Regions from separate parts of the Mus musculus genome. Here regions 1, 2, 3, 4, 5 and 7 are each linked to region 6. The links are chromatin loops, found by intact Hi-C in ENCODE. Cell type or tissue: heart. All regions are shown on one strand. Region 1 has its middle 15 kb from the start of Luzp1. Region 2 overlaps Htr1d (5-hydroxytryptamine (serotonin) receptor 1D). Region 3 has its middle 17 kb from the start of Gm31295. Region 4 overlaps Tcea3 (transcription elongation factor A (SII), 3). Region 5 overlaps Luzp1 (leucine zipper protein 1). Region 6 holds the start of Lactbl1 (lactamase, beta-like 1). Region 7 overlaps Asap3 (ArfGAP with SH3 domain, ankyrin repeat and PH domain 3).

Region 1 (4,000 bases), 170 kb before region 6:
TCTGTTCATCACCTGGCCTGTGTTGTGCCCCACCCCCTCGTTGCCCTCAGATGACTTTCCAGCCAGAGGGGAGAGTGCCTTCTTTATAGTTTCTAGCAAGTACCTGATTTGAGCCGTCCTCTGACTGAAGGGTCTTACGATAGCATTTATTGCTTTGCTAATCCTGAATTTTGCTCTCAAAGACAGAAACAGGGATCCCAGACCTGGAGAAAGGGGATTTTAACAGTTATCTAGGGCACCTTTAGTCACATCATCCCTGCCACAGCAGCAACTCATGATCTTGGATAGATTTATCTTGCTGACTCCCAGCAACTTGGGGAACAGGAAACCGTTATCCCCATTTTGCAGATAGGTAGATGGGGGCTTAAAATGCCTAAGAAATCTGCTCAAGGTATCCCTGTAACTCACTGGAAGAGACAAATGAGCATTCACATCTAGGTGACGTCACCCATGAACAACATCACTACTTCCTAGTTTACCCTAATCCCTGAACCACTCTGGTTTTGTTCGTTTGTTTGTTTGTTTGTTTGTTTGTTTGAGACAGAGTATCTCTAGTATAGCTCTGGCTGTCCTGGAACTCAATGTGTAGACCAGGTTGGCCTCGAACTCTGTGCCTCTTCTGCGTTCTGAGTGCTGGGATTAAAGGCATAAATGACCACACCCAGGTTCCCTGAACCCCACTTGGACAGCTCATTCACTTGACTTTTTGGCGTGCCCACCAAGTATCCTTGAACAGATTCAGGGACAGGATGCTCACCCTCAACCATACCTATGTTGACCTAGCGTTAGCCAGGCACTAGGAATCTAAAAAAATGTATGTCATTTCTTTTGTGGGGGGGAGGGGTGACAGGGGTGTTCAGACTGGGTTTCTCTGTGTAGTCCTGGCTGTCCTGGATCTTGGTCTGCAGATCAGGCTGGCCTCGAACTCAGAAATCTGCCTGCCTCTGCCTTCCACGTGCTGGGATCAAAGGTGTGCGCCACCATGGTTCAGCTGTAGTATTTCTGCCTAGCAACAGTCACCATGTTATATCACCATAGTGTGGCAATTGTATACTTAAAGCAGAGAAGGAACAGGCCAAGGGTACAAATCTAGTTCTAAGAACAAGCTGGGGCCAAATGCAAGCATATCCCTTTTTTTGTTTTGATTTTTTGTTTGTTTGTTCCAGACAGGGTCTCAGTACGCCAGAGGCTCTCAACTTGTGGGTCTTGGCCTCTTGGGAAGCTTGAACAATCCTTTCACAAGGGTCACATATCCAATATCCTGCATATCATATGTTTACATTATGATTCATGACAGTAGCAAAATTATAGTTATGAAATAGCAAAGAAAATAGTGTTATGGTTGGGGGGGGGTCTCACAGCATGAGGAAGATTGAAAGCCACCATACAATGAAGTCCTAGCTGGCTTGGAACTTGCTATATAGATGAGACTGGCCTAAAACTCAGAGATTTGCCTGTCTCTGCCTCTTGAGTTCTGGAATTAAAGATACGAGCTACCATATTGGACTTTGATTTTGTTTTTTTAAAGAGTTTTTTTTTCAAAATGTATATGGGTGTTTTGCCTGTATATATTGTGGTCAAGGAAGCCAGAAGAGAAATTAAATCCTCTGGGATTGGAGTTACAGATGGTGGTGAGCTGCCACGTATGTACCGGGAATCAAGCAAGCAGCCAGTACTCTTAACCACTGAGCCATCTCTCCAGCCCCGACAAAGAGACATGGGCCTTGGCTGTGTTAGAGATAGAAGAACCCATTCCCTTCCTACCTTTTTTTTTTTTTTCTGAAAAAAGGAACCTCATCCCGAGAGGGGCTGGTACAAGTCTGAGATCCCATCATAGGACAGAATCCAGTAGGAACATCTTGCCCTAAACAAGTTTGAATAAGGCGTTTCCCTCCGCCTAAATCCTGGTCCATTCCACATCTGTCCACCAGATGGCGCAGAAGCATCAGGGAATAATGCAGAAAGAAGGGTGGGCAAACCCCCTTTCTCTGGCAAAACTTTTCTACAAGAAGCAGCGGCAAGCCTCTGCCTGTTCTGGGACAGCACTTAGATCACTAAGGTATGCATTGCAGACACTCTCAGAGGCGAACTCGGCCTGACCACGGAAGTAGCGGAAGGTGATGGTAAACACTAGGAAATAAGACTCCAGCAGACAGGGTAGGAAATCTTTGCCTCTGGGAACCTTCTTGGCAGCTGGCTCAGAGAGTTGTGCTGGCACACCAAATGGGGTGCGAGATGAGATCCGTCTTTCTCAGGCTTTGCAGAGAGCTCCAGGTTTTGGTGCTCTCACTAGGTGGTTGGTGGCCACCGCTAGTGAAAGCCTTCTAGATGGCTGACGTGTCTGCCACCACTCTTGGAAGCCTGGGGGGCGGGGGGGGGGGGCGGTTACTAATGGATCTGGCAACTCCAGAGCTCAGCTTAGGCCCTGCAGCTCAATCGGGACTTCTGTTCCTCTCACACCACACATGGAACTGTTAAGTTCAAAGACTTGAGGCTGGAAACCTCGAGAAAGGTTTGAGATACTAGGGGTGGGGGAAGGGAGGCCAGGAGTGAGGGAGGCCTAGAAGAAAGGGAAGATTGGACGAGAAGTCGGTCAGACCTTGGGGACTCAAACAATCTATCTGCTTTGAACTTTATCCTGGGAGGAACAGGGATCTCTTGAAAATTATTTGGGAAGATGGCGTCGTAAGATGGGAGCTGAGATGGATCACTTGAGCTGTGTGAAGACAGAGGAAGGGAGGTGGAGAAGTCTGGAGGGACAGAGGCTAACCAAGGGACTGAGCACAGAAGAGCTGCAGGTTGGATGGGGTAATGACAGCGTGGGTTAATTTTCCATCCACCAAGACCTTCCCATGGGCTCCTGGGTACCCCAGTGAAACTGTCTTGGTTAGGTGACAGTTCTCTCAGGCTAGGGGACTTCCCTGGGCCAAGAAGATCTGTTCTCCAGCTGGTATATCCTGGAAGATCCTTGATATCAATAGACAGAGAGAGAAGGAGAGAGAGAAGGAAAGAGAGAGAGAGAGAGGGAGAGAGAGAGAGAGAGAGGCTAAGAGAGAAGCCAGATTGGGGGTTAGGAGGGCAGAGGAAGATATTCCATTAGGACACATACTGGTGGTAAACATCTCTTTCAGGTGCCAACTCTGCTAATTATTGGCTGTGTTAGCACAGCCAAGTCAATTTGGTAACCAAGCCCCAGCTTCTATATCTGTAAAATGTGGTTATAGAGCTATGGAGATGGCTCAGCAGGGACCTGGTGACCTGGATCAGATCCTTAAAGCTCGCATAGAAATGGAGCTAACTGACCCCACAAAGTTGTCCTCTAACGTCACACATGTTCTGTGGCATGCACACACACCCCAACATACATGCACAGCAATAATAAATCAAATATAAAAAGTAAAATATGATTATGGCTAAGACCAACCTTTGAGGCCTTGGACAAGGTGGTGTGGGTAGGGCTGCCTTAGTTAGGGTTTTACTGCTGTGAACAGACACCATGACCAAGGCAAGTCTTATAAAGAACAACATTTCATTGGGGCTGGCTTGCAGGTTCAGAGGTTCAGTCCATTATCATCAAGACGGGAACATGGCAGCATCCAAGCAGGCATGGTGCAGGAGGAGCTGAGAGTTCTACATCTTCATCTGAAGGCAGCTAGTGGAAGACTGTCTTCCAGGAAGCTAGGATGAGGGTCTTAAAGCCCACACCCACAGTGACACACCTACTCTAACAGGACCACACCTCCAAACAGTGCCACTCCCTGGGCCAAGCATATTCAAATCACGACAAGGGTTCAGCATGTTTTTTTGTTTTTGGTTTTTTGTGTGTGGAGGGGTCCGAGAACACCCAAGAAGAGGGGAGTTTTTAGGTTCTCCATCCCTCAGAGAGTCTGTGGTTATGCAGTAGGGCACCCTGGCTCTCTGGCCAGGAAGAACCTCTTCAAACCAGGGTGGGTTTCAAATCAGGTCAGCCCCAGGCTGAGAGCCCTTGGAATTAGGCCAA
Region 2 (4,000 bases), 190 kb before region 6:
GTACACACACATGTGTACATACATGGACCACACACTCATCACACACATACAATAAAGATTTTAAACAATAAAAGAGGCATTCTGGGTAGCGGGAGTGACCTGTGGAGACACTCAGAGAAGCAAAAGAACCACTGTCTTTCCAAAGAGACAGAGGTGGGGCTTCAGTGAGTCCACATAAGGGAGGGGAAGGAGTCGGTTCAAGTGGTCTTTGCAACGGTAAATGGCAGGAAGTGAAGGGGATTTGGGGGTGACTAGGGGCAAATGTTCTCCAAGCTTCAGTCCTGTGCTTCAAAGCTACTCTCAGAGTCTTGGGGTGTCAGCAGGTTGTCTTTCCGTGGCTGCTGACACATATGCTGTCATCCTCTCAGGACATCCTAGGCACAGAAACTGTGTCTCTAGACATCACTGTAAGTTTCCCAAGATCAGTGTCAGATGCGGGTCGCTCTCGCCCTTGGGAATTATTGAATGGGGAAAGGCTCAGAGAGGCTAAGCAACTTCTCCAAGATCACAGAGGTAGTAAGTAGATCTGGGAAACAAGCAGTCTAGGTGATTCCATAGGCTACCTTGCCCGTGCCAGTGAGCAGATGGTGGCTGGTGGACTTGAATCCTTTAAAAACACTACCATTCCCTGTTTGTGTTTCTAGGAAATAGATCTCTGTTGTTATTGCCTTGTTTACCCATGTTAGAGAAAGCAAATTCTCTTCTGCCCCAAAGAGGAGAGAGGGCTCAATCCATGAGCTTGGATGCTCTCTAGAGATCCAGATGTGCGGTTCAAAAGGCCTGTACAGCTGGCCTGGCTGTGCTATAAGATTTGCTGTTGATGGAAGAGGTCTTGGGGGTGGGGCAGGGAGCATGAAGACAGCAGAAGCATATGTCACCATCAGGGCTGGACTTCCCCTGAGTCTGTCTGCCCTTCATCTCAGGTTCACGCTGCAAGTGAGAGTCTGGGTGTCTGGGGACTTGGTCTGTACCTGTAATCCACTGGGTGACTGGGTGAAGCGCCTCACCCTTTCTGAGTCTCCTTAGCAGCAGCACCGGGGAGCTGGACTCATTGGTTTCTAAAAGCCGTTCCCACTCTGACACTTAGGTTTTTTGCAAATCTCAGAGCTGCCATGACTGCGCTGTGTGCACCCCGCTCCACCCCACCCCCACCCCCCACCCCCCACCCCCTCTTCCCTTCACACACTGTTCAGTGTGAGCCATGCAGCCTGGTCCCGGCAGTCTCACCTGCAGCAAGCCAGGGTGGCTGTCAGGCCCTCTCCAGGCACAGCCAAGTGTGAGACAGCGATGCATGCCACTTCCTTCTTTCCTCTGGGCTGTGCCAAGTGCTGAACAAAGATGTTAACCGGCTACCTACCTACGGACCTGGTGGGAGAAGGCTCTGCCAGGAGAGCATGCTGAAACCCAGCAGGAGTAAAGCTCCTCCCCCCTTCCTCCCCCCCCCCCACTTCTCTCCCTTTCTCCTTATTTTTCTTAGATAAAGGTCTTGCTACACAGCCCAGGCTGACTTCAAGCTGGCTCAGCCTCCCAAGTGCTGGAATGAGTGAGCCTCCAGGCCTGGCTAAGGAGTCCTGCATGTTTTCAGGCCTGCACCCACCAAATCTTTGTGGGAAGAGAAAGGAGACCTGGGCGGGCTTTCACGCCTTTTATGAGTGGTGTAGCGTGGAGCCAGACAAAACCAAATCCCAGTGCAAAAATTTCATCCTAGCTCTGAATGTGCTTCTGAGCTACAGTTTCCTCCCCTGGGAGACAATAGAAAGGACTGTGATTGGACATAATGAGTGTCTATAGGAGACGTTCAACACAATGCTTGGTAAGCTCTTTTTAATGTTGGCCACCCACGAGGCCTCCCTGGCTGCCCTATTCCCTGGCCAGAAATGCAGTTCTCAGAAGACAAATATACCGAAGTGACCCCTAGGGGGCGATAGCACCTTGTTTGCAATTACTTGTTCTGGGGCTGCATTGTCCCACCCTTGTTGTCCCTGGTGGGGAGCAGGGCAAAGAGTTTGTGTGTGTGTATGTGTGTGTCTGTGTGTCTCTGTGTGTCTGTGTGTGTGTCTATGTGTGTATCTGTGTGTGTCTGTGTGTGTCTGCCTATCTATGTACAGGCTCTCACTGTGTTGCCTAGGTTAGCCTGGAACTCTGTTTTCCTGCTTTAGCCTCACAAGTGCTGGGATTCCAGGTGTGTATCAGTGTTTTTTACGCTTAAGTCACATCTCCATGTCTCCATTTCAAGTGCTCAGTTTCCTCAATACTGACTCTTCTAGAGTTCCTGACTCAGGCCCTCAATCCACCTGTGCCAGGCATGGCCTTGAGAGACTCATTTCTCATTCTGTCTCTCCTTCTGTAAATGGTGTACTGGTCCTGCCTCAAGGGCAGGTAGAGTGACATTAAGATCTCGCTGCCCACTTTCCCACACGCACAGTGGCAAGGGCTCTTGCTTCTAGGCCTCTCTTTGGCTTGTTCACAGTGGCCTCTGGCCTGTTGAGGGCTCATAACAACCCAGAGAAGAGCAAACTTGAACTCCCTAACTGAACTCCCTAACTGGTTCAAAGGCCCTGAAAACAGGTCTCTCCTGTATGGGTCATTTTATCGATCTTCAACCATCATTGATAGCCATATCTCTGTGTCACCCCAGGCAGGACACACAGGAGAAGCACTTGAGGAATTTTTAGAAATTACAGTGTCTGCGTTCTCTCCCAGAGGGTAAGGCGCAGAAGATAACTGTGGGCTTTGCTTTGGCATCGCCCTGTCCCACCGCACCCTGCTGGAATTCAAACCCTAGCATTGCCAAAAGCAAGAGCCCTGCCACTGAGCTACATCTCTAGCACCCTGCTTCTTTTCTTCTTCTTCTGTTTTGTTTTGTTTTGTTTTGTTTTGTTTTGTTTTGTTTTGTTTTGTTTTGTTTTGTTTTGTTTTGTTTTGTTTGTCGAGACAGGGTTTCTCCGTGTAGCCCTGGCTGTCCTGGAACTCACTTTGTAGAACAGGCTGGCCTCGAACTCAGAAATCTGCCTGCCTCTGTCTCCCGAGTGCTGGGATTAAAGGCGTGCGCCACCACACCCGGCTTTCTTTTCTTCTTTTATCTTTTGAAGCAGTGTCACCCTCAGTTGCCCAGGCTGGCCTGAAAATCACTCTGCCATCCAGGCACACCCTGAACTTTTTCAATCCCCCTGCCTCAGCCTCCTGAGTTGCTGGGGCTATAGGCCTGTGCTTCCAGGTCCAGCCACTTATGATTTTTTGTTTGTTTGTTTGGTTGGTTTTTTTGTTTTTTTCAAGACAGGGTTTCTCTTTGTAGTCCTGGCTGTCCTGGAACTCACTCTATAGACCAGGCTGGCCTCGAACTCAGAAATCTGCCTGCCTCTGCCTCCCGAGTGCTGGGATTAAAGGCATGCGCCACCGTGGCCTGGCTCCACTTATAATTTACAGAAGTTCCCTAGGTTTAACCCCTCAGGGCGAGTCTCTAATTCAGTCCAAGACTATCTTTTTGAAGCTTGAGAACCTGAGCATCAAATAAGGACAAGACTTAAGAGTTACACGGAGTTACTGGCAGAGCCAAGCTAAAGCCTAGAGGACCCCTGCCTCTGCCAGACCCTGTTCTTCAAGCCATCTGCTTGGGGTCTGACACAGACATTTAAAGGTTAATTTTTATTGTGTGTCTGTGTGTGAGTCTGTGCACATGAATGCAGGTGCCCCAGGTACAGAGGCATCAGAGAGAGCCCTAGAGCTCCAGTTATGAGCAGTTATGAGGTGCCTAACACGGATGCTGGGGATTCAACCTGCGTCCTCAACAAGACCAGTGAAGGGTCTAACCACTGAGCCGTCTCTACAGCCCCCTCAGCATCAACTCTTGTCAGAGTCTTAGGTGGAATACAACCTAGCCTCTGTCCTGGAGGAATTTGTGTGGAGATAGGGATGGGTTGTCAGGGGAAGGGCACCTGGGCTGCCGAGGGCTTGCAGACTAGGAAAGACATCTCAAGCATGCAGTAGTCTAGTCCAGAAG
Region 3 (4,000 bases), 250 kb before region 6:
ATGGCCAAGGCTACATAGAAAAACCCTGCCCTAAAAAAAAAAACAAAAACAAAAAAACAAAACAAAAAAACCCCACAATTTTAAAAGGGCAAGGCTCAAAGGGGCAGTATTTCTGTGAGTCACCTACGTAATAAGCTTACAAGCAGACACCAGAACTGGGCCTTCAATTAAGATAGTGGTTCTCTACCTTCCCCTTGCCCTGAATACAGTTCCTCATGCTGTGACCCCCAACCACAAACTGATTTCTATGGCTACTTCATAACTCATTTTGCTATGGTTATGAATTGTAGTGTAAATGTCTGTGACTTCCAGTGGTCTTAGGTGACCTCTATGAAAAGGTTATTCTGCCCCAAAGAGGTCACGGTCCACGGGTTGAGAACCACTGGCTTAAGGCCTTGGTCCTCCCTTTACCTTTCGTTAGAGCTGTGAAAACTGGAGAGTCCTCTAGCCTCTAAGAGGCATCGTTCCGCACAGGAAGATTTCCCTTTAAATGACCAAGCTGACTGAGTCATCTTAACTATGAGACGGTGGGGCAGGGGCCTGAGTACAATGTTTGCCTAGCACGCAGAAGACTACATTTGATCCCCACTACTACAAAAAGAAAAAACAAATTAAATTAGCTTCATGAAGACATTATTCAGAACTAGAATAGTAGCACTCAGATTGTCTGTTGCCACGGAATGCCAGGGAGCAGGAATCGAGCCTTTAGATTGCCCTCTACTCGGAGAGAGCCAGTGATCGGAGGCAGAAGCTTCTCATAGCAGCTCGTCACGGACCAGCTATTTTATGGTGGAAATGAAAGCAGTCATTCCAGAGCTCGCCCCCACCCCACCCCCTGCCGCCCCTCGCTGCACCTCTGCTTAGGCAGCCAGCCACATGTTTGATTCTTGTGATGGTTGAGACTCTTTCCGTATCATCTCTGTCACAGTCTGTCATTGTCTGGACTCTGGGGCTCAGTGTTTCCTGAAATATTGAGGCGAGTTTGGGTCTGCTGGCATTGATCCTGCACTTCAGCCGCTGACAGAAAGGAGAGTCAACGCAGAACACATACATCATGGATACTCTGTGTGCTAAGCTAATTAACACACACACAAACACCTTTCTACAATATGGGATAGGAAAGTGCCCTTTTCCATCCTCTATTGCCTACTGATTGGAAGGCAGTGTGTCTCTGGGCCTTTTGGATAATTAATGTTAGTTTCTGTCAGAATCTGTGTTCCAAACTAATACTAGGGGCTAGACATGTAACCTAGTTGTAGAGTGCCTACCTAGCATGGAAGATGTCCTAGCACCCACCTACCCACACCCCCACACCCTCCCCCCACACCCTTCATACAAATCCATGGTGTTGGGGGTGGGGCATAAAGCAGTATCATAATTCTGGATTCCCAGACCTTAACTCTATAGTATGATAGATTTTTCTTACAAATATTTGTTGGACAACTAGAAACACTGGGGAAAAATAAAAAAGGCTAAAAGATAACATTCTCCAAAAAGGAGACAAAAATATGATAGGAAAGACAAGTTATACTGTTCCCTAGACACAAATATGATAGGAAAGACAAGTTAGACTGTTGCCTATTTTAGCCACAAGGAGGCGCTACGTACAAGGGTTACAGGCTTCTAGAACAAAGAACCACCTGTTCGTGTCACAGAAAATAGTGCTCTTCACATTTCAGAGACTTCTCTGAAGTCTCATCTCCCTTGATGTTCACCATTTTGAACTCTGACAGAATGAGCATTAAGCCTGAAATATTCCACCAATACATTATGAACTGTATAGCATGCATGAGGCCCTGGGTTCAATCACTAGCCTGTCTAAATCGTTCATGATGATACACACCTGTAATTCCAGAATTTGGGAGGTAGAGGCAAGAGGACCAGAAGTTCAAGGGGAACTTAATTACTTGGGGAAGCTGAATGCCAGTCTGGGCTACAAGAGACCCTGTCTCAAAAAGAAAGAAAGGAAGAAAAGAGAGAGGGAGGAGGGGGAGGGAGGGAAGGAGGGAGGAAAAAAACAAACCCCTGTCTTTCTTGGAGAGGCTGAGTGGTAGAATCCTTTGCCTGTCATGTACCAGACCTGACTATAACCTAGCACAAAAACACCAATTTACAGGGTTCTATCTATTTTGGAAATGCTGAGTTTCTTGGCTAAAAGTCAGGGTTTTTGTTGTTTGTTTGTTTTTGAAACAGAGTTTCTCTGTGTAGACCTGGCTAACCTAAAATGAACTCTGTAGACCAGGCTGGTCTCAAACTCAAGAGATCCACCTGCCTCTGCCTCTCAAGTGCTGGGATTAAAGGCGTGCACCACCACCGCCCGGCTAAAGGTCACTTTTTAATTCTACTCTGGTCTATGAATGTTTATTTTACATAAATGACACAAAAATAATCTTCAAACACCAAGCAATGTTAGTAATGGGGTATTTTTAAAAAGTTTCCTAGTTCCCATTAAAAGCAAGATGTGATTCAATAATTTAAGTCCAATTCAATCAAAAGAAATACTTTCCGAGGCTGGAGACTTGGCTCAGCGGTTAAGAGCACTGACTGCTCTTTCAGAGGTTCTGAGTTCAATTCCCAGGAATGGCATGGTGGCTCACAACAACCATCTGTAATGGAATCTAATGCCCTCTTCTGAGTGTCTGAAAACAGCTACAGTGTTCGTACACATAAAATAACAAATAAATCTTTTAAAAAATACTTTCCATTATTTTTTTCTGAAACTTTTGGACCCGTGCTCCGAAAGACTTTCAGTTTTCTCGGTGATACTGTCACATTCTTAAGAAACACCCCTGGGCTGGAGAGATGGCTCAGTGGGTAAGAGCACCCGACTGCTCTTTCAAAGGTCCTGAGTTCAAATCCCAGCAACCACATGGTGGCTCACAACCATCCGTAACGAGATCTGACTCCCTCTTCTGGAGTGTCTGAAGACAGCTACAGTGTACTTACAGATAATAAAGAAATATTAAAAAAAAAAAAGAAATCCCCTTTTCAATCACACTTGAGCTTATGTGCTAATATGGCAACTTACTGGAGGGCCACTAATAGACTCAGGGTTGACTTCTATAAAAATTTGGATAGTGGGCTGGAGAGATGGCTCATCGGTTCAGAACTCTTCCAGAGGACCTGGGTTCAATTCCCAGCACCCACACTGCAGCTCACAACTGTCTGTAACTCCAATTCCAGGAGATCCGACACACTCTCACAGACATACATGCAGGCAAAACACCAATGTACATAAGATAAATAAATCATTAAATGTATTTGGACAATGACATTAGAAATGTGTAGCACTTCCCTTGGTGTGAAGGAACGGTTTTCCTAGAGTATCAACCATCTAAGCTCTGCCCCCTGCCCTGGCTGGAGGCATCAATTTCACTTGGCTGTTCTGGTGTATAATACATCAGCAAGAGCAAGAACGTTGCTTTCCTGTGACCCCCATCTGGCAAATTACTGCATTTGTGGCCAGTCCAGAAAGACCTGGGACCGACATTTGACATTGGACAGACTTGTGAGACTAAACCCTCATCCTGTTGGGTCTGTGTAACTTTAATTTTTTTCAATGTCTATTTTCCCTTCCAGCCCACCACCCACCAGAGGTAGTGGAAAAGAAAGGATATGGGGGAAGTGAACCTGTTTAGAAATGGTTCTTTGGAGCAAGTCTCATCTGCACTGTCAGGAAATCCGCGGTTCAGTTCACAGATTAGCAGGCAGCGGCAGCTCGATCCACTCGCAAACAGTTCACGGATACATCAGCAATCCAACTCAGTAGTGTTGGGATAGTAGCAGAGATGACATGACCATGACCTAGCGGGAACAGCCAGACCTTAGCACGAGTCAGCAGAAGGGACCCAGAGAAATACCAGAAGTTTTCAGCAGTGCATCCCTCAGCTCAGTGAAGATGCGACCAGCATGGCACAGCTAGCTCTATAAGCAAGCCAAGCCCAGACTCCATCACTGTCCTTTTTTATACTCCCTCCAAATATCACCTGCCCTCCCCGGG
Region 4 (4,000 bases), 360 kb before region 6:
GGGGGGGTGATGCAAGGTTGAGTTCCCCCCCTCGTGGATCCTTTAGAAAATGGAGCCACTAACTTGGAACAGCTGCGCTAGAGTTATCAGGCTTGTCCGGGTGCCTGCATCAGATTGTAGGGCTCAGAACAGAAAAGGAGAACAGTTAGGAGGTGTTGGCTGGAGTGAGATTTATGGATGGTTGAATCTGGGATGTGAGACAATGTAGGGTATCAACGATGATGGGGTCTCTGTGGCTGGAGCTGTCAGGGTGGAGACCACATGGGGTGCCCTGCTAAGAATTAAGGCTGGGATGAGAGTGCTTACTTAGCATGCACAGTCCTGGAGTTTATTCCTCACCATTGTGTAAACCGGGCAGGCTGATAAACGCCTGTGATCCTGAGACAACTCTGGAGATGCAGGCAGGAAGTTCAGAAATTGAAGGTCGTTGTTAAGTGTGTAGAGAGTTCACGCCAGGCTGGATAGCAGGAGACCATGTCTCAACTGAAACAGAGTTCAGATCTTTCTGAGCTGCCTGTGGTGACCTGAGAGGCAGAGGCGATCAGATCACCAGTTTGAAGACTAGCACAGAGTGTGGCTAACTAGGCAATCTGCCTACCTGAAGGGGTTACAGTGCCCAGCCCTAACCAGTGGTTGCCTTATGAAAAGGCGCATCCATCCAATGCATCCGTCAGGGTTTGTTGTTCTTTCTTTGTGAAGCAGAGGCTCACTGTGTAGCTGGGGTTAAGGGGGTATGCCACCAGGACCTCACTGTTGAGGCCCCGGCCGACCTGAAATTCCTGGACTCAGGCAGGCTTGCTACAGATGTGTCAGCGTGCTTGACCGTCATTCTCTAGGATTTTTCCAGGTTTTTATTACTTGTACGTGAGAGCATGCATTTGTGTGTGTGTGCCATACCCAGGGGAGGCCAAAGGACAGCTTATAACAGAGTTGGTTCTCTCCTTCCACTGTGTAGGTTCCAGGGATGCAACTCAGGTTGTCAGGTTTGGTGGCAAGCACCCCTGCCGTCTCACTAACCCACAGTCCACCATTATTATGTGTTTTGTTGTTGTTGTTTAGCTTAATTTAAGTGTATATGTCTTTGCCTGCATGAGCTCATATGCACCATACATGTGCAGGAACTCAGAGGCCAGAAGAGGGTACTACATCCGTGGACCTGGAGGTACAGGTATTTTGTAAGCCATGCTGGGAAAGGCAACTGAGCTCTGCGGCAAGAGCAGTCAGCACTCTCGATTGCTGAGCCAGCTCTCCCACTGTCCCAGTTGTTAAAGGGCATCTAGATATTAATGTTTCTTCCTATGAAATTTCCAATTGTAAATATTGGCCACATGTGCAGGTGCAGAGTTTTCTAAGACACAACTGACACACAATGTGTCCCACCAGGGTGCAGCCTCCAGATTGAAACTCAGGGCCTCTGAGTCAGGACAGAGGTCACAGACCAAAATACTAGCTTGAATTCCTTTGGATCCATAGCTTGGATTTGGTGGAGTGGCTACACCATGCGGTGGGACACAGAAAGAATGTCAAGGATTGCTTTACATAAGAAGGAGAAAGTGAGCTGGGGGTGGGTCCGCTCACTGGGCAGATGGAGTTAACTCTGGGAAAGCTGTACATAGGTGTGACGGGAGGAAGCAGTGTTCTGAGAACTATAGCTGGAATACACATGCAGAGACAGACAGACAGACAGACACACACACACACACATACAGAGACAGACACATATACAAACATAGAGACACAGACAGGCACACAGACACAGAGACAGACATACAGATACAGAGACACACAGAGAGACACACAGATACAGAGATACATGCCAAGCCACAGACAGAAACACACACACACATACACACACACACACACACACACACACACACACACACACACACACACACACACACACACACACACCACACACACCACACACGAACAACTTTGCTTTGGCTTGGCAGCAACTGTAAGTTGCAGTAACTGAATTGTCCACGAGGTGGCGCCCAAGAACAGCAAGCAGAGCCCCCATGTGCCTCTGGCAGGCACCAGAAAAGATTTCTAAGAGCTGGCACTGGGGCTGGGGCTGGGGCTGAGGCTGGGGTGGCGGCTGACAAATCTGGGAGCAGAGGGAAGGCACAGATAAAATGCACCTAATCCCGAGCCTCACTAACAATGCCTTTTCTGGAGTTTGGCAGTCCCTGATGGTATGTATGAGTGTGACTGGATAAAACACAGTTACAAAATCCAGGCAGCCAGGCAGCCAGCTCCTAGCCAGGCAGCCAGCTCCCAGCCAGGCTGGGAGGCACAAAGCCAGGGTCTAGAGGTGAAAGAGCTCCAATCAGCTGCTGCTTGCATGGGTCAGAGGACTCTGGAAAACTCTCAACACAGTGAAATGTATCAGGAGAACTGGAAAGACAGACAGCCGTTTCCATCTGACTCAACCGCTTGGAAGTTGGATGGATGACTTTAGACAGCTCAGTTCTGCTCACTGAGACTCGCCGTATTGATCTGTAGGGTGGAAATGATTTTGACTTCCCAAGGTCATTGTGAGGATCAGATGGTGAAATGAAAAGCCCGGGCATTGCTCTCAATCACAGGCTGCAAAGGTGGCATGTGTGATAGTACTGCTCGTGTGCGGGGATAAGTGACCTGGTGCTTTTTGCTGGGATTTCGTTAGGTTCTTTTAGTTGTTCCAACTGACCCATAAAACGATTGCTACTGTTAGTCCTATGTGAGACATCAGAGGCTAAAGAACCGACCCAAGGTCACAGTGGTGCACCAGGCTTTGGAATTTGTCTCTGAAGCCTAGATTTGTCGGAGAGCACACTCACTACGAGAGCACGTGTGCACGTATGCGTGTGCGTGCATGATGGCACATACATGGAGGTTAGAGGAAAACTTTGGGGAGTTGCTTTTCTCTTCCCTCTATGTGGGTTCCCTGAACCTTATGTATGCCGGGCCACACATAACAGGGACTCCTTTCCGCTGAGGAATGGGAACGTGAGCCCTCTTGGTGTTTTTTGCTTTTTGTTTGTTTTTAAAGATTTATTATATATATACTGTCCCTGTCTTCACACACACCAGAAGAGTGTGTCAGATCCTATTACAGATGGTTGTGAGCCACCATGTGGTTTCTGGGATTTGAACTCAGGACCTCTGGAAGAGCAGTCAATGCTTTTAACCACTGAGCCATCTCTCTAGCCCGAGCTCTCTTATAAACCCAGGAAATAGGAATACTGCCTTTCAGAAAGGATGAGACTCCCTCCAGTTGAGCTCTATCTGTACTCCCTGGTCCTTGATTTCTTTATGATCAAAATCAGTGTCTATCATGCATTCAACGGCTATTTAGCAAGCTAAATATGGGTACTGTTACAGGAGTGAAGGAGCCGCACGGTCTCTGTGTGGATGTCATCTGAAGAGGGAAGCAGACAATGTTTATAAACACATGAGCAAGTTAATTATAGACTTGGGTAAGGGCTATGCAGTAGGGAAACAGGGAGAGGCGGTCTCCTGGGGATGTGACCTTTGAGGTGAGACGTGACGAACTGGTAAGAGGAAGCTCCAATGTTGAACTCTGGGGAATGCCAGCTGCTCACTTAGTCTTGTTCTCAGACAAACTCCTTAGGTGGCGCAGCGCATGCCTTTTATCCCAGCACCAGAGAGGCAGAGGCGGGCAGATACATGAGTTCTAGGCCAGCCTGGTCTACAGAGTGAGTGCCAGGATCGTTGAGGCTACACAGAGAAACCCTGTCTCAAAAAGAAAACAAAACAACCAAACAACCTGTCCCCTAAAAGAAAAAAGAGACAGATTGAGAGCTGGTTCAGCAAACACAGGTACAGCCTAGAGCCCTCATGAGAAGCTGGGCACGTGCTTACAATCCTGGTCCCAGAGAGGTCAAGACAGGAGGAGCCACAGGGCCTTGTCTAACCATGGTAAGTCAGGTGCCAGCAAGAGAGACTATCTCCTATTTCCTATAATGAGGTGGCTGGCTCCTGAGAAACACCTGAG
Region 5 (4,000 bases), 94 kb before region 6:
TCTTTTTAGTGTCAATTAAGTACTTGTTGGTTGTTAACTGAGTTTAGCTTTTTCATTCCTGTGCTATACTGGTTGAGTCTCCACACTCAATTTTGAACAGAAGATAGAAAATTAACACTAAAATCCAAATGGAGGGACTGGCAAGATGGCTAAGTGCACTTGTAGAGGACTAGAGTTCATTTCTTGGTACCCATGCTGGGCTGTGACACCATAGCTGCATGTAACTCCAGCTCCAGGAGGTCCAGTTCCCTCCTCTGGCCTTCTAGGTACCCTCACAGACACGCACACTCACAAAGAGATATACACATAACTAAAAACATCTAAAAAGAAAAATTTAATCCACATGAAAACAGTAGTCAGGTTCCTGAACTTTTTATAATTCAGAATAGTGGTAATTTATAGATGGAGAAGTGCTAAAGTTTCATATCTATATTAGTTCTTTTCCTGTTTCCAGAATAAAATATTCTGATTCTTAAAAAAAGTTGAGAAAGGATTATTCTGGCTTACACTTAGAATGTTCCCTTATGGTGAAGAAGTCAAGGCTGGTCACACTGAATCTACAGAGCTAATCCCGGGGAATTGTTCCATTCACCTCTAGTGTGGGTCTTCCCCTTTCAGTTAATATAATCATATAATCAAGACAGTTCTCACAGGTCTGCCTGGAGATTTGTTGGATACCAAATTGTTATCAAGTTGACGAATAAATATTAACTATTATAATTTCCTCTTAAGATATTTGTTCATGAAAAGTTCAGTGTAAAGTGGTAAAAGGGAATGTTTGGAGAATGTCAGTTGAGGGTAGGCCGAGGCCCTTCTGTTCTGTTTTGGTTTTGTATGGGGTCCTCACTATGTTTCCTAGGCTGGTCTTAAGCTCCTTAGTTTAAAGAATCCCCTTGCTTTAGACTTCTGAGTAGCTGGAACTACAGAAATACTATCATGCCTAGGTGTGTGGGTTTTAAATTTTTTTTTTCACTATTGAACCTGGTATGGTGGTACACACTTGTAATCCAATACTTGGGAGGCAGAGGTGGGTGGATCTCTGTTAGTTTGAGACCAGCTTGATCTACAGAGAGAGTTCCAGGACAGCCAGGACCACACAGAGAGACCCTGTCTCGAAAAATGAAAGCAAACAAATTATTATTGTGATGTTGTATATCATGGAGTTCACCTCTACATTGTACAATTTAATGGTTTTAAGCATATCGACAATGATGCATTGCTTTTAAAGCTTCTCGTAGAAACATGGTGTTATTTGTCTTCTGGTAACTGTTAAGTTAGTATAAATCCTTTAATAATTCTTTATCCTTTCTATTACTGAACATATGAAATTTGTGGAGTCCCTAATCCCCCAACTAGTGTAAAAATAGTTAAGGCTTTTGCTGTGCCAGTGGACAAATAGCCAAAGGAAAGCGACTTGTTCCCTTCAGTTTTGGAGAATGTGGAAGCATGTAGGCTATGGAGAGATGGGAAAGAGTCTAGAAGAACTTAGAGGAGAGAAGAGAGCTGTACCATAGACGGGGCAGAGTGATGGATGATCCATGTTTGATGGTAGCAATTTCTCCCAAGCATTGCTGTTCTATAAGAGCTGTGCACGGGCTCCATCTGATGGCTCAGACCATGTAGTGCAGCCACCAGATGGAGCCCGTGCACAGCTCCAGAAGGCATTTGGTATTTCAAGCCTCAGTTGCAGTTGAATTGTTGGGAGTCAGTTTTACTATAAGATGCTGGCTGTTCTCTTATAGGTTAGACTGTGTTTTTTAATTTTTTATTAGATATTTTCTTCATTTACATTTCAAATGCTATCCCAAAAGTCCCCTATACCCTCTCCCCGCCCTGCTCCCCTACCCACCCACTCCCACTTCTTGGCCCTGGTGTTCCCCTGTACTGGGGCATATAAAGTTTGCAAGACCAAGGGGCCTCTCTTCCCATAGCTACATATGCAGCTAGAGACACGAGCTCTGGGGGGTACTGATTAGTTCATATTGTTGTTCCACCTATAGGGTTGCAGACCCCCTTAGCTCCTTTGGGTACTTTCTCTAGCTCCTCCATTGGGGGCCCTGTGTTCCATCCTATAGATCACTGTGAGCATCCACTTCTGTATTAGCCAGGCACTGGCATAGCCTCACAAGAGACAGCTGTTTACCAGGGTCTTTTCAGCACAATCTTGCTGGCATATGCGATAGTGTCTGTGTTTGGTGGCTGATTATGGGATGGACTGCCCCTAATTTCAAATCCTGATTCTGTTGCTGTTTCCAGCACTATTCTGTTAAATAGTGCTGAACCCCTGCGACCCTGCACATGTGGTACTGGAGATGAAACACCAGTCTTCACATATGCTGGACAAAATGCCTTACAACTGAGACATCTCCTCAGCCCTACTGGTGTCGTGCTGGCAATACTTGTGGCATAATTGTCTTGATAGATCCACCTGTGTTAGTCTTACTTTTTGGAAGCTTCCATTACACTATGTGCTATGCACTCTTGTGATTTTCCACTTGCCTCACAGATGCTTTGTCCCCTTTGCTATATTTTCATCCCTGTGAGCATTGGGGTTTAGACAGTTGGTGTCTTATTTTCTCTATATTTTTCTAAGCCATCTGTTTTTGTTGACTCACAGATTTATATTGTAAGAATACCTCTCTTCTGAGCTCTGACCCTGCTTGTGTGTTTATGGGCTCTATTGTCTTTGATTGACCATTAACCCCTCACAGATAATGTTTTAAACTTATCTTCCTTTTCTTACTGTTCCATCTATACTTAATTTCATTGGACTTAGGACAGCACTGTCCTACAAATTCAGGCCAGCAACCTTGGTCTGAAGCATCCTTAATTTCTTGCCTGTCTTATACATCATGTGCAGTCTAGGAACAAAAGCATGGGGTTCTCCCTTCACCTGGCCAGAGTTCTGACCACTTCTTAGTGTCTCTGTTATCAGCCACACTGGCTTTTGCTTGGAGTATCACAGTGCTTCCTGTTTGGTCTTCCTAGTCAGATTCTTTAGTAGTCTTTTGAAAAAACCAGGGCATTTATATTGATTTTCATCATGAGCTAGTCCTAATAATTACTATCACCCAACTTATTTATATACTAACTTTAACTTTTTAAAAAAGTTTTTTGAGACAGGGTCTACAAAATTATTTAATATAAATATTTCAAGGCTCCACCTCAATATCTAGGCAGTCTATCTTATCTATTCTAACCCCTCAACTAGTTTGGCTACCTACTAGTCAAAATCCCAATAATACTTGCAACTTGGGACTTCCATATTTCTGCTAAACTCTCAAGAATTCTTTCCACCTTACTCAACCTGACTGATCTCTTCCTCCTTCCCCTGGCTGGCAGAAGTCCTGCCCTATTCTCTGTTTTGCCCAGCCATTGGGTAATCAGCATTTATTGACAAAGCAGAGAATAAATGGTAAGAATTGTTTACACAGACTTGAGAGAGGAGATTCTTGACACAAGTATTACAATGCCATGTCTGGATTGAAATAAAATACGAGGGCGGAGAAGTCAGCGTTTGAATAATACAAGGATAACCTTTACACAGTGCATTATGTCTACATTCCACCTTTTTTGTCTAATAAAAAACAAATATTAGACAGAAGACTCATAATAATCTATATACAGTGATAACAATTATTATGACTAATCAGGTAAGATTCATGTTATATCTAGTCCATAACTATTTGCCAATTTTGTAGTTATATTCTATTGTCCATCCTAACTTGGTGAATTTAGAGTTTTGTACCTAAATCATTTTCTATCATAACTTGTCTTATTGACCTAAAGCATCTTCTAAGACATAAAACATTTTCTTAAATCCTATATAATTTAAGATTTATTCTGAAACTTTATCTAGTCTTTTCCCCTATCACAGACCTGAGAAGGAATAAATATTACTTGAGTATGTAGGAAGTACAGGCCAGCAGCTTCTGAAACTATAGAAATGACAGAGGAGCAGGTTGTCTGGGAAGTCCCCCAGAAATTCTCTAGGATTCTA
Region 6 (4,000 bases):
ACTGGAGACCAGCCTGTCTGTGCAGAGCCCAATGCCCCACAATTTTCCATCTCATTCTCTTTAAGATGGCATTTCTTACTGACCCTGGAGCTCTGATCAGTGAGATTCCCTGGCCAGTGAGTCCCCAGGACACCGAGCCCACCCCCACCCAGTGTGGGGTTACATATCTTCGCTGTCACATCCAGCGTTTAGTTTGTTTGCTTGCTTGCTTCTTCTAGCCTGTGGGCTGCAGAGCCAGACTCAGGTGCTCACGCTCACCCACAAGCCCTTTATCCACCAGGGCTGTCTCCATCTCCAGTGCTTATTGAGACAGTCTCACCAAGTTGCCCAGGCTGGCCTGGAATTTGTTTGATAACCTTTGATCTTTGGTGGTTATTGGTCCTCCTGTCTCGGCCCTCTGAGTAGCTGGGTTACAAGCCTGCATTTAGTAAGCACAGCTTAGAGTTCAATTTGTTATTACCTGTTTTCAGTTGCACTTAAAAAGAAAATCCCTGGGCTTGTGAGGTGGCTCAGTGGGTAAGGTCACTTGTCACCAAGCCTCAGGACCTGAACTTGATCACTAGAATCCATACGGTAAAGGGAAGAAATCAAGCCCAACAGGTTGTCCTCTGACCTCAGTGCGCAGGTCTGCAGGCACCTGACAAAAAGTAAATAGATGTCAAGATTTTAAACAAAACAAGGACAGGCCAGGCTGTGGTGGCCTCACCTTTCATCCCAGCACTCTGGAGGCAGAGGCAGGCAGATCTCTGAGATCAAGGCCAGCCTGGTCTACAGAGCAAGTTCCAGGCCAGCCAGGGCTACACAGAGAAACCCTGACTCAGAAAACCAACCAACCGACCAAACAAACAAACAAGCAAGCAAAAATGGCAAGTTTTATAAACCCAGAAACTAAAAGACAGTTCTGAGAAGGGAGTTACCTGCTTCCTGAGAGGAGCGGCCCAGGAAAGGAGGTAATTACAGTGACTGTGTTTGTTGGGCGCTGTTGGCATGCAGTGGCCCGTGTGCTCTCCCTGCGATCACGCTCCTATTCAGTCTTCACTCCCACACCACTAGGGTAGAGTCTTCATTCACGCACGTACACATGAGGTCTGAGAAATACAGAATCTCTGATCAAAGCCACACGTAGCAAGGATCAGGGCTGAGGTTTGGACTCTGCAGTCTGATCCAACATCCCTACAGTGGGTGAGGCCTAAACTCACCGGCCAAAGCCACTTAGAATTCCCCAAAGAGCAAGAGACAGCTTGGGGCTGGAAAGATGGCTCAGTGGTTGAGAACAGTTGCTGCGTTTGTAGAGAACACGAGTTTGGTTCCCAGCACCCATGCTGATATACTAACAGCTACCTGCAACGCCCTCTCTCCATCTCCTGACCTCCACAGAGCACACATAATTAAAATACAATATTTTAAAGGGAAATATGAGATATCTTGTATAAAAAAGAAGATGGCCAATTCCTTCCTCTCTGACGTGTGTGTGTATGTGTGTGTGTGTGTGTGTGTGTGTGTGTGTGAGAGAGAGAGAGAGAGAGAGAGAGCACGCATGTGTGCACACAGGTGCTGGCACATTGTGTATGTGTATATATGTGTATGCTTACATGTATCTCTGCATGTGTATGAGTGTGTGACTCTGTGAGTGTGTATATGTGTATGTACGTGTGTGTGTGTGTGTGTGTGTGTATGTGTGTGATTGTGTATATGTGTGTATGTGTGTGCTATTATGTGTATGTATATGTACTGGTATGTGTGTATGTGTGTATATGTGTCTGTGAGTATGTGCTGTGTGTGTATATATGTGTACGTGTGTGTGCTGGTACATGTGTGTATGTGCATGTTTATGTGTATCTCTGTGAGTATGAGTGTATATGTGAGTGTGTGACTGTGTGCAAGTGTATATATGTGTGCATATATGTGTGGCTGTGAGTATGTGTGTTTATGTGCTAGTGTGTGTATGTGTGTGTTTATGTGCTAGTGTGTGTGTGTATGTGTGTATATATGTGTGTGTGCTGGTGTGTTTCTTTGTATGTATGTGAGTATGTGTGTGTATGTATATGAATGTGTATCTGTGTCTGTGTGTGTGTTTGATCTTTCTTGTTTCACAGGTATAGAACCTGAAGACCAATTCTCCAGTAAAATACCTTTAAAGGAAGAGCAAGCTGGGACATTCCATGTACACCTTCTGCCATCTAGTGGTGATTTGCTATATGACATGGTGTGGATTCTCTTCTAGCTGAATTGGAAATAATCCGGATTTACAAGGGAGAAACACCTGCCTCCAGAAGCTGGGTCAACTTGAGTATCCAGGAGGAGTGCCACAGAAGACAGTGGAGTCATTGAGACATGGGTGGGTCCCCTAAGGGAAGTCTTGCAGGCCCTTGCAGTAAACTATCTGACTCAGATCATCAGTCCTAGCTTTGACATGCCACCCCCCCACCCCCCGACGACCTCATAGTCAGTCAGATGGAGATATAAGGAAGGCTTTGGGGACCAGGGGAGGGGGACCTGTGTCCTGTGTTCCAATCTTAGCCCTTGCTCTTCCTGGGAACTTTGAATATCAGCTCCTTTGGATGGATGGAAAGTGTGACAAGCTAGATTCTTCTTCCTGCAGTTCCTGTGCAGATCAAAGACACAGACAGCCTGTAAGATGGCTCAGTAGGTAGAGGTGCTTGCCACCACGCCTGATGACCTGAATTCAATCCCTGGGACCCACACAGTGGAAAGAGAAAACCACTTCTTGCGAGTTGTCCTCTGACATTCCCGAAAATCTAAGTCAGTCTTAGATTTTCTTAGACTTAGAAAAAAAATCTAAAGTCAGCCTTTGGACCAGATTGGGAGTTTGATACCAGAGCCAAGTCATGAGTGCCAGCCTTGGCAGAGCCAGCCCCTCCTAGGGGCAGGTCACGGGCTTCTGCCTTAGAAGCACTCTCCTACTTAATTAGCTGTAGTCATTATTGTCCTCATTTACAAAGAAACCGAGAGAGTCTCACTTCCAGGTAACAGTGGCTCTCCTGGGCACTTAATAGAAAGGCTCACACCTGTGTTCTCAGAGGTGACTGGTGAACTGGTTTGAGCTTGGAAAAGGGTTCTAAGGGCCTGAGGGTCAGATCCTGGTAGCTGTCTTTTGTCACCTCTTTTCCTGAGTTTCTTCATGCCCCCGGACTATAGCTTCTGTGGTCACATGGCATAGATGTCCGGCACTCTGATACATCTGCCCAGCTTCCCTGCTGCCAGGGCTCCTGGGAAGCTAATCCTCTAGGCAGAGGACAGCGAGGGATTAGAGCTGGAGAAATGAGGGCCACATCTGTCACGGCTGCTGGCAGTTTGGGCAAAGCTCATGCTGAGCGTTCAGGAAGACCCTTGAAACACAGGGATCCCGGTTGAAAGAGCTGAATTGTGGATTCCATTAGATCCTTCTGGAAGTAGGTAAAATGTGAGAGTCTGGGGCCTGGCAGATGGTTGTGGGGGAAGGAGCTGGAATTAGAGGCTGGTAGATTTGGGGTAGGTTTGGTGCCCTCCTTCAGGTTTGCCTGAGATAGAAGGGGTTCTGGGTCTTCTAGTGCAAGAAGCAGGATAGTCCTGGACAATCAGGCACTGCGAATCAGCCAGGCTTCTGAGCTTGGGAAGTGGGGTCCTCCTTCCCCACCATCCTCATTTTACCCCCTTTCTAGCTATTTTCTGTCCCTTCTTCTCCCAGGACATGTCTTTATTATTAATTTTATGTGTATGTATGTTTCCCCATTTATGCTTGTATCATGGGTAGGTCTGGCATCCCTGGAGAGTGTCAGAACCCCAGAAACTGTGGTTATAGATGGTTGTGAGCTACCATGTAGATGCAGGGAATTGAACCCAGATCCTCTGAAATAGCAGCAGTGCTCTTAAGCTCTGAGCCATCTCTCCGGGCCCTGTCTCCCCACTGCTCCCACTTCTTCTTGCCTTTGCTTCTCTTAGTTTCCTGTCCACAGGGTTTCCTGCGCTGCAGGCCAGAATCCTCAAGGAGCTGGAATCT
Region 7 (4,000 bases), 380 kb before region 6:
GGAGCTGGTAGGGCTAGGTGAAGGGAGAAAGGAAGGAACCAGGGAAATGAGAGAGTGAGAGAGTGGTGAGTCTGGAGGTGAGAGCCATGCTGTGCTTGATCTGGGGGTGTGTGCTGTGCACTGAGCCTGGATCATACAGAGGGCCTTGTGTGTGTGGGGGGGTCCTATGTTGGAGATGACATATGAAGATGGTAACGCTCACTTAGGAGGGCCTGATCTCCGGGGCACACAGATGTTTGTCCTGGGGAAGGCCTGAACTATCTGTGGGCTTGACGTCCTTTTCTCTCCCCGACAGACAACCGCACTTACCACTTCCATGCAGAGGACGAGCAGGAGTGTGAGGCGTGAGTACCCGTTCTGGGCCAGCAGTGGGGGATGGGCAGCGCATGGGGCCCGGGAACTCATCCACACCCAGTCTCCTGTCCCCAACCCGCCCATTCCATCCGCACAGATGGGTGTCAGTGCTGCAGAATAGCAAGGACGAAGCCCTGAGCAATGCCTTTCACGGGGAGCCCAGTGGCGGCCAGTGGTCTTGGGGCACCCGACTGGATACGGAGCCCCACGACCTAACCAACATGCTTGTCGCTGAGGTGAAGAGCAGGCCAGGGAATGACCGTTGCTGCGACTGTGGGGCTGCAGGTCAGCGGTGGGGAAGCTTTGGTGGGAGGCCTGGAGACCGGGACTCTGGGATGGAGGCTCCAACCACTCCCCTCTGCAGACCCCACGTGGCTCAGCACCAACCTGGGCGTGCTCACCTGCATCCAGTGCTCCGGTGTCCACCGGGAGCTGGGCGTGCGCTTCTCCCGCATTCAATCGCTCACCTTGGACCTCCTGGGCCCCTCGGAGCTGCTGGTGAGAGCGGGAGAGAATGTTAGGGGGCCTGGAGGCGGGGCTTAGGGAACTGTAGGGAGGGACTAAACTTTGAAGGGTGAACCTTGCCAGGAGCTATGTCCTTGTCCTAACGTGTGATTTTACTCGCTGACTCCCGCTCCTGCTGTGCTGTGCCTCCAGCTGGCTTTGAACATCGGAAACTCCCACTTCAATGAAGTCATGGAGGCCCACCTGCCCTCCCACGGCAGCCCTAAACCCTCTGCTGAGAGTGACATGTACGGATGGTTTCAGAAGTTGGGGTTTGCTAGCTCCCCAGTATCCAGGGTCTGAGAGGGATCTGGTGTCAGAAGGCTGGGGAGAAGGGAGCCCTCTGAAGTTAGCAGGACACCAGACTCACCTGGAGAGTGGTTCCAGAAGTTACTATGTAGAACATTTTCTGAGGTCCGGTGATTGTCTGTTGTCTCCCTAGGAGCAGCCGCAGGAACTACATTGTAGCCAAGTATGTAGAACACAAGTTCGCACGCCATTCCACACCAGATCCCCAGAAGCTACGGACAGCCATCTGCAGCCGGGACCTCCTCTCCGTCCTGGAGGCCTTTGCCAATGGGCAGGACTTCGGACAGCTGCTGCCAGGGCCTGATGGGCAGGTGAGAGCCCCTCCCCCAGGGGGCTTCTGAGGAGTCCTATTTCCTTGTCTGTAAAATGGGTTAGCCTTGGAAGCTGGGAAGGCCAGGTTTGATTAGAGTCATGAAAGCCACTAGATTTTGGTGATACGTTCATGAGATAGGAAGGAAGGATTTCATCAGTAGGATTCCTGTGACTGATCAAACATTTAATGTTTATGAGACTGGAGAGTGGCCTCCGCAGCTGAAAGCACTGGCTGCTCTTCAGAGGACTGACATTCAGTTCCCAGTACCCGCATGGAGGCTCACACAAACGAAGGCAATCTTTTAAAAACAAAACAGCTGGCTGTCACTGGCCTGGGATGTAGCCCGGTGATTAAGGGTCGGGAGCTTGCCTATGAGGCTCTGCATTGTCGCCAGCACTGAAGGAGACTGTGATGGCTCTGAATTGTACAACTGAAACCGTCACAGGCCCCCCAGTGGGCAGTGGGGGAATAGCACTTGATTGAGCACTTGGGTGATGTGGGCAGCACAGCAAGCTAGGGAACAGGAGGCCAGAGAGACCTCAGTGAGGAAGTGGGAGAAAAGGGGAGGGCCGGCCAGATTAAGATTTGGGAACCACTGAAGGAAGCCATAAAAAGACTGCTTGGGCCTTCCCACGCTTCCCTAATGTGAGGGTCTATCCAGACATCTCATCCTGATGACATCATATACAGAGATGTTGGGGCAACAAGGGATCAAGAGGGCAGGTGGCAGGGGAAACTCAGCCATGTGTGTGTCCAGGCACCAGGAGAGCTCGCCCTGCACTTGGCCATCAGAGTCGCCAGCCATGCTTCCCTGCCGATAGTGGACTTCCTCATCCAGAATGGGTGAGAGCCTGCCTGCCATCAACCCTCGCTGATCCCGACTCCCTCCTTGCCCCACCTCTCTCTTTCCCTGGGACTGGGGATCCCCCACCCCTACTCCTTGCCTGCCTGTTTCCCTCCTGGAACCTCCCTGCAACCCCCTCCTCCTAGTGGCCACTTGGATGCCAAAGCTGCAGATGGAAACACCGCCCTGCACTGCGCGGCGCTCCACGGCCAGCTAGACTGTCTCAAACTGCTGCTAAGAGGAAGGGCTCCCGTGGGGGCAGGTGCGTCGCTACACCTCCTCCAGACTCCTTTCTGACCACTGCGGATGGGGCCTTCTGCCCTCACAGACCAGAGCATTGACAGCAAGCACACCTTATGCAGGCATACTCCCCCTGGCTTGCTTCTGCCCTACTCCGGGGTTGTCATTCAGTGGGTCTCAGCTTCCTCATCTATAAAATGGGAGTTTCACAGAGCTAGTAAGCCTGCTAGTGTACAGGGAACAAAGCAAATTCTAGTTGAATCTGGGTTCTAGTGATGTAACTGTTGCCTGCTTACTAGATAGCATGTATCTGGTCCCATGATAAGTGATCTATATACTGTTAATCAGCCAATCCTCACAGCCTGGAGAGAGAGTTTCATGTATCCTATTCATTTAAATGAGACAGTTAAGACCCAGCGGTACTAAGCAGACCACCTAAGACCATACAGGAAGTCAGAGAACCAGTTTTCATACTCAGCCAATCTGATTCCAAGGCCCATATTAATCTCTAAGCTGCAGCGTCCCCTTGATCTGACCATGGTCTGGACTTGCCCTTCACAGTAAATGATGCTGGAGAGACAGCCCTGGACATAGCCAGAAACAGACAGCACAAGGAATGTGAAGAGCTGGTGAGTCTGACCGGAGAGGCTGCCCTCTAACCCTTCCTCAGCCTGCCGGCCCTCTGACACGCAAGCCTTTGTTCTTGGCAGCTGGAGCAGGCACAAGCGGGGACGCTTGCTTTCCCTCTGCATATGGACTACCACTGGGGACATTCCATGGAACACGGCTTTGACAGTGAGGAGGAGGAGGAGGAAGAAAAGGTAGGGTCAGCCCCTCCCCCTCGATTGTACCAGACAGGAGCCATATTGGGCCTGCTGTGGGAAGAGGAAGGCTGACTGTGGAAACCAAAGTGGCCCTGTCTCCGCAGCACTGCCCCTCGAAGCCCCCAGCGCAGGCCTGCTGGGGTAGTGTGAGGCTGGACATCAGCAACAAGACCTATGAGACCGTTGCCACCCCGGGACCAGCCACCACTCAGAGCCAAAGTGAGGACAGTCCCCCACCCCTGCCCATCAAAAACTCTTCTCGGACCATAGTCCTCGGGCGAGCCGGACATTGCAGTGGAGGTACAGTTGGCTTCCCAGAAGTATCATGATGAAGCCGTTCACTGAGAGACCGCTATGTGGGGCACTGAGCTGTGTGTGCATGGCAGAGCTAAGGGTGGCAGCCCGTGCCTGTAATCTCAGCTCTCAGCAGGTGGTTGGAGGGTCAGGAGTTCAAGGCCAGCTTGGGTTCCTTGAGACCCTGAGAACAGCAGAGCGAAGGGTGGCAAGACCATCCTGCCATCAAAGTTCCCTTAGGGTTGCTGTCCCTTCCTTCAGGAAATGGAGATGTTCAGTGACTTTTTAAGCTTCTGTTGTGAGATTACAACCCAGGTT

Evidence for each region. Hi-C counts contacts between places; a loop is a spot of excess contacts. Peaks named below come from ENCODE experiments on the same cell type or tissue, not always from the same donor. Only the 100,000 strongest peaks of a DNase experiment are listed, where the experiment ranks them.
Region 1: it touches region 6 in a loop (8-fold over the local background); 36 of 42 quality-filtered maps call a loop at or near these places.
Region 2: a loop joins it to region 6, with 6 times the contacts of the local background. A loop is called at or near these places in 5 of 42 quality-filtered maps.
Region 3: it touches region 6 in a loop (7-fold over the local background); 30 of 42 quality-filtered maps call a loop at or near these places.
Region 4: a loop joins it to region 6, with 4 times the contacts of the local background. A loop is called at or near these places in 11 of 42 quality-filtered maps.
Region 5: a loop joins it to region 6, with 4 times the contacts of the local background. A loop is called at or near these places in 14 of 42 quality-filtered maps.
Region 7: it touches region 6 in a loop (2.4-fold over the local background); 9 of 42 quality-filtered maps call a loop at or near these places.

Annotation. Positions count from the first base shown.
Region 1 is chr4:136,452,991-136,456,990 of GRCm38, forward strand. No RefSeq gene overlaps it. Among named protein-coding and RNA genes, the nearest start is that of Luzp1, 15 kb to the right of the region's middle. In heart, a CTCF peak has its summit at 1,933 (motif pointing right); a DNase peak (open chromatin) is centred at 2,141; H3K4me3 peaks cover 856 bases.
Region 2 is chr4:136,429,580-136,433,579 of GRCm38, forward strand. The region is part of intron 1 of Htr1d (5-hydroxytryptamine (serotonin) receptor 1D); the gene reads left to right. Among named protein-coding and RNA genes, the nearest start is that of Htr1d, 7.0 kb to the left of the region's middle. In heart, a CTCF peak has its summit at 1,914 (motif pointing right); a DNase peak (open chromatin) is centred at 1,542.
Region 3 is chr4:136,368,333-136,372,332 of GRCm38, forward strand. No RefSeq gene overlaps it. Among named protein-coding and RNA genes, the nearest start is that of Gm31295, 17 kb to the right of the region's middle. In heart, a CTCF peak has its summit at 1,580 (motif pointing right); no DNase peak of the experiment used is centred here.
Region 4 is chr4:136,258,586-136,262,585 of GRCm38, forward strand. All of the region lies in intron 5 of Tcea3 (transcription elongation factor A (SII), 3), which reads left to right. Among named protein-coding and RNA genes, the nearest start is that of Tcea3, 13 kb to the left of the region's middle. In heart, a CTCF peak has its summit at 2,005 (motif pointing right); DNase peaks (open chromatin) are centred at 2,196 and 3,506; H3K27ac peaks cover 1,116 bases.
Region 5 is chr4:136,525,014-136,529,013 of GRCm38, forward strand. The region is part of intron 2 of Luzp1 (leucine zipper protein 1); the gene reads left to right. Among named protein-coding and RNA genes, the nearest start is that of Luzp1, 57 kb to the left of the region's middle. In heart, a CTCF peak has its summit at 1,592 (motif pointing right); no DNase peak of the experiment used is centred here.
Region 6 is chr4:136,619,329-136,623,328 of GRCm38, forward strand. It overlaps Lactbl1 (lactamase, beta-like 1), which reads left to right and starts at 3,293. Exons shown (of 8, transcript NM_001243262.1): 1 at 3,293-3,413; 2 at 3,957-4,000. In heart, a CTCF peak has its summit at 2,194 (motif pointing left); no DNase peak of the experiment used is centred here; H3K27ac peaks cover 372 bases; H3K27me3 peaks cover 1,003 bases.
Region 7 is chr4:136,237,881-136,241,880 of GRCm38, forward strand. Asap3 (ArfGAP with SH3 domain, ankyrin repeat and PH domain 3) reads left to right here. Exons shown (of 25, transcript NM_001008232.2): 13 at 296-344; 14 at 452-639; 15 at 719-852; 16 at 1,012-1,106; 17 at 1,301-1,478; 18 at 2,238-2,323; 19 at 2,471-2,586; 20 at 3,126-3,193; 21 at 3,275-3,385; 22 at 3,493-3,688. Among named protein-coding and RNA genes, the nearest start is that of Tcea3, 8.1 kb to the right of the region's middle. In heart, a CTCF peak has its summit at 1,939; DNase peaks (open chromatin) are centred at 1,431 and 1,941; H3K4me3 peaks cover 881 bases; H3K27me3 peaks cover 4,000 bases.